Regions from separate parts of the Homo sapiens genome. Here region 1 is linked to region 2. A link is an interaction called in ENCODE POLR2A ChIA-PET data of the cell type or tissue named here. Cell type or tissue: PC-9. All regions are shown on one strand.

The links. ChIA-PET counts read pairs that join two places held together with the same protein. Peaks named below come from ENCODE experiments on the same cell type or tissue, not always from the same donor. Only the 100,000 strongest peaks of a DNase experiment are listed, where the experiment ranks them.
Region 1: POLR2A ChIA-PET joins it to region 2 with 10 read pairs; 2 of 35 experiments call an interaction of 5 or more read pairs at or near these places.

The regions. Positions count from the first base shown.
Region 1 is chr9:124,732,929-124,735,428 of GRCh38, reverse strand. NR6A1 (nuclear receptor subfamily 6 group A member 1) reads left to right here. Exons shown (of 10, transcript NM_033334.4): 2 at 2,080-2,121. Among named protein-coding and RNA genes, the nearest start is that of NR6A1, 37 kb to the left of the region's middle. RefSeq lists an enhancer at 180-711. In PC-9, no CTCF peak of the experiment used is centred here; DNase peaks (open chromatin) are centred at 168 and 1,168; H3K4me3 peaks cover 383 bases; H3K27ac peaks cover 2,447 bases.
Region 2 is chr9:124,501,967-124,504,466 of GRCh38, reverse strand. It overlaps NR5A1 (nuclear receptor subfamily 5 group A member 1), which reads left to right. Exons shown (of 7, transcript NM_004959.5): 2 at 1,057-1,173; 3 at 1,247-1,388. The coding sequence starts at 1,072. Among named protein-coding and RNA genes, the nearest start is that of NR5A1, 4.2 kb to the left of the region's middle. RefSeq lists enhancers at 1-999, 320-1,010. In PC-9, no CTCF peak of the experiment used is centred here; no DNase peak of the experiment used is centred here.

The sequences.
Region 1 (2,500 bases), 230 kb before region 2:
AGAAGCAGCTCTGCAGATGGATAAGGCACAGTCAGTCCCTAGCCTTGAAGATTTCACTGTCTAGTGGAAGAAGCAGGTATTTAAACTATTCCTTTATTGTTTGGTGAATGCTGGTGAGGCCTCTTTTGTTTTCCATATTTCATTGTTGTGATATTGGAACTGAATCTTAAAGGATGAGTCATTTTTACCAAATGGAGGAGGAGGAGGACTCACAGAAAGGCAAGAAAGAATGTGGCATGTTTGGTGTGGTCAGAACAGCCCAGAATTGCAAAGGACTTTAAAAGTTGTGATGTTTAAGCTGGGCTTTCTGTAATCCCAGCACTTTGGGAGGCGAAGGTGGTCAGATCACTTGAGGTCAGGAGTTTGAGACCAGCCTGGCCAACAGGATGAAACCTGTCTCTACTAGAAATACAAAAATTAGCTGGGCATGGTGGCAGGTGCCTGTAATCCCAGCTGCTCAGGAGACTGAGGCAGGAGAATCGCTTGAAACCAGGAGGCGCGGAGGTTGCAGTGAGCTGAGATTGCATCACTGCACTCTAGCCTGGGCGATAGAGCAAAACTCCGTATCAAACAAAAACAAAGTCGTAGTGTTTAAGCAGTTGGCCTGCTGCATGAATCTCATTTCTCCCATATGACGGCTAGTTGTTGGTCTGGCTTTTGGTCACCCAGTTTTGACAGAAGTTACTTTCATACCCCTCTAGTCCTAATTTTGCTTCTTTTTTTTGTTTTATTTTTTGAGACAGCGTCTCGCTCTGTTGCCCAGGCTGGAGTGCAATGGTTCAATCTCGGCTCACTGCAACCTCCACCTCCCAGACTCGAAAGATTCTCCTGCCTCAGCCTCCCGATTAGCTGGGATTGCAGCCAAGCACCATCATGCCTGGCTAATTTTTGTATTTTTAATAGAGACAGGGTTTCACCCTGTTGGCCAGGCTGGTCTTGAATTCCTGGCCTCAAGTGATCAGCTCGTTTTGGCCTCCCAGAGTGCTGGGATTACAGGCATGAGCCACTGCACCCGGCACCAAGATCCGATATTTCTGAATTTACTGGTGAAATACTACAGTTGTTTACTGAACAGCTACTCCGTGCTAGGCTTGTGAGAGGTAATGGGGTTAAAGCTGTAAAACAAGGCAGGTCGGATCCCCGCCCTCATGGAACAGTCTCATTGTGGTCAGACGCTGAACAAGTAGTTCCTTGTTGATGAGTGCTAGAAGCAAGCACAGGTGTTAGAGATAATTATAAACAGGAATTTGACCTTGTGTGTGAGACAAGGGTGAAAGAGGCAAGAGAAAACTTTTCTGAGGAAATATTTAAACTGAGGAAGAGTAGAAAGCAAACAGAAGAAAGTATGCAGCCATTTCAGGAAAAACAAAACCTTTCATCAACGATGTATAGAGGACGTACTATGTTTGCCATTCCTTGTGCTTGATTTATCTCTCCAGTGTGTTAGTTATATACCAGCCAGACAAATATAGCTCATACTTTTTGGGTCTGAGCATATGAAATGTGAAGTGTGCTCTGAGAGGTATTTATTCCAACCTGAATAGCATACTTATTAATGGAAAAATTGCTTTCATTTGTTTGTGTAGGTAAAATTCTTCAGCATTTGTGAAAAATTTACATGATATTACACTGTCTGATATTGTTGTTAATATTTTACATACTTTGCTTTCTTTTGGAAAAGAATTAGCAGTGTTAAATAGAATATGACAGGTATTAAATGAATTGTAATTTTCCTGTGAATTTTTATTCCAACGGACATTGCCATGATAACTCATAATTACTTGTGCTGTTGTATATTGAGCTCCTACTGTGTGGCAAGGCCTATGGTAAGCATTTTATTTTGGTAACTTGTTTAATCCTCATTACAATTCTGTGGTAAATGCTATTATCTGTTTTTATATTGAAGGGATGAAATGGAGGCTCAGAGGGATATGTAGTAGCTAAATGTTAGAGCTAGGATTGAAACCCAAATTGACTTCTGAGTATAGATTTCCCCCCAACTGTATGATACTTCATATTTGGAGTCAGCTTGAAGTAATTCACAAATTGTAATTTTTTTTCCTATTGTTTTCTCTTTAGGTTTCTGTCAGGATGAATTGGCAGAGCTTGACCCAGGCACTAGTAAGTTCTCAATGTTACCCAATATTCTTTGGTAAGAAAAGGATGTGTGTGTACACTTTTAAGTGAATAACTTAAGGTGTCATTGATAAGCCTTACTTTATTGACTCTCAGATTTTATTTCACTTTAATTTGTAATTATAGGAAGGGCACTCTGTCTTTTCTAGTTATGCTTTCTTCTGATATTATTCAGTGGCCAGGATCTATCTGTTTAATAGAAAGTTGGTTTGCTGAAAATTTCTGTTTAACACCAGTCTCCTTGCTTTGTTCTCCATCCTTCCATGAAACCAACAAAAATAAAAATTGTACTTTGAAGCCAGGCGTGGTGGCTGACGCCTGTAATCCCAGCACTTTGGGAGGCTGAGGCGGGTGGATCACCTGA
Region 2 (2,500 bases):
GCTGCTGCGGCTTTGTCTCCCCCGGGGAGGGGGTCCCGGCGGCTCTGCGTTTTCGGGCTCTCGGTCCCGGCGCCGTCGTTTTCCGCCTCCTGCGGCCCGGGCCCCCGTCTGGGTCCGACCCTGCGGGGCCTCGCCTTGGCGCTTGGGCTCCTGCCCGGCAGGTTTCCGCGCGTCCCCTGTCCCCGACCCTCGGGCTGGGCGCTTCCGCCTCCAGGTTTTCTCTCCGTGTTTCTGTAGCTCCCCGGCCTCGTCTCTCCGGGGCTCCTCTCGTCTCGGCGTCTCTGTCTGTCGTCTATCGTTGTGTCTCTGGCTCTGCGTCAGTCTCTCTTGGGTTTTCTCTTCGGGCCTCCGCTGTCTCTCCGAGTCTCTGATCCAATCCCCCACCCCTCGTTTCTCTCTCTCTCTCTCTCTCTCGTCTCTCTCTCTCTCTCTCTCTCTCTCTGTCTCCCTGTCTCTCTCCATCCCTCCCTGTGTCTCGTCCCCGCCGGGTTCTCTCTAGCTGGGCGTCTCAGTGTCTGTGTCTCTGGCACTCTCGGACTGGCCTCGTGTCTGCGCCCGGTGGCGTCGGTCGTTGTCTCTCGCCAGAGTTTCTTCCCATCTCTGGCTCCCCCGGACTCTGTCTCTGCCTCCTTCGTCTCTGTCGGGTTCCCAGAACACCCGGGCCGGGCGCCCCAGCGCTCCTGGGTCCCCTGGCGTCTTCCCCGCGGCTGAGCCCATCTCTTTTTCTCAGAATCGGGGTTTTGTTCTCAGACAAACGAATCCCAATCGAAGCGCATCGAACCCGAGGGCCCCAGATCGGGCGCGACGGGGTCCGCGCGGGAGGAGCCCCCCGGACGGGGCGGGAGCGTGGGGCCTGGCAGGGGAAGGCCGGGCGCGGGGACTGCACCGGACCCACCCCGGGACGCTGCGCGGGGCGCTCGGTGGGTGCCGGCGGCAGCGCCTGGGCACAGAGAGGGGATTACGCGACGGGCCGGCGACAGCGGCTGGGGCGGCGGCCGCGGGGACCCCAGGCTGCCGGTCTCCGCCGGCCCTCCCTGACCCGCTGTCCCTCCGCAGGCGGACGCCGCGGGCATGGACTATTCGTACGACGAGGACCTGGACGAGCTGTGCCCCGTGTGCGGGGACAAGGTGTCCGGCTACCACTACGGACTGCTCACGTGTGAGAGCTGCAAGGTGAGCGGCGAGCGCGCGGCAGGGGTGCGGCAGACGGGCGCTGCGGGGCCTCGCTGACTCTCAGCTCCCGCAGGGCTTCTTCAAGCGCACGGTGCAGAACAACAAGCACTACACGTGCACCGAGAGCCAGAGCTGCAAGATCGACAAGACGCAGCGCAAGCGCTGTCCCTTCTGCCGCTTCCAGAAATGCCTGACGGTGGGGATGCGCCTGGAAGGTGCGCGCCGCGCGGGCCTCGACCCCTGACCCCCCACAGCCTGAGGGGGTAGGGGGTGGGGGTGGGAGAGGGGCTGAGGGGATAGTACCATTGGCCTTCGCGAAGGCCCCTCGTGCGACATTAGGGCCCAGTCGCTGCAAGAGAACCGGGCGCTGGCGCTGGGTGGGCCTCGGGCGGGGAAGGGACGCTGGCAAGGCCAGCCTGGGTTGGGCTGAGAAGTATCCAAAAGTGAACCCTATGGAGATGACTCTTTCCCCAGCCCCTGCCAGGGCCCCAGCACAGGGTCGGCAGAGCTCCTCCCTCTGTGAGGAGGTCCCCATGCCCCCAAAATACCCAACCCCAGCCAGCAGAGGCCAAGTCCCAGTGCCCGCACTGTCAGTCAGGCTGGGTGACATTGGGCAAAATCCTTAACCTCTCTAAACCGCAGATTTCCCATGTGAAACATGGGCTTGGCCGGATGGAGCGGCTCATGCCTGTAATTCCAGCATTTGGGAGGCTGAGGCAAGAGGATCACTTGAGCCCAGAAGTTTAAGACCAGCCTGGGCAACATGGAGAAACCTTGTATCTATAAAATATAAAAAAGTAGCTGGGCGTGGTGACATGTGCCTGTAGTCCTAGCTACTCAGGAGGCTGAGGTGGGGGGATCACTTGAGCCTGGAAAGTCGAGGCTGCAGTGAGCTATGATCACACCACTCCACTCCAGCCTGGGCGAGAGGGAAACCCTGTCTCAAAAAATAAGTACATAAAAATAAAAAAGAAAGAAAAGAAAAGGCAGAAAGAGAAAGAAAGAAAAGAAAAATGGGCTTAACGGCAGCGCCTTCCTCCAGTGAGTGAGTGTGGGGATCGGTGCAGGCAAGCTGAAGGTGCCTAGGCGTTCATTGCCGCAGGTTAGCTGTCAAGCCCATCACGCTTTCCATTAGGATCTGCCCACCACCACCGCCCAGCCCCCACACATTCAGCTGCCCATCTGCTTGTCTGTCCGTCCATCCAAAGGGCTCTCTGGTTTATTGGCTCAGCCAGTGAGATTCCTTCCCGTCATGTTCTTAGCCAGGCCCTGAGGGGGCCGGGCAGTGGGGGACAATTGAATTGCCCCCAAGAAACCCAGGCCCCTC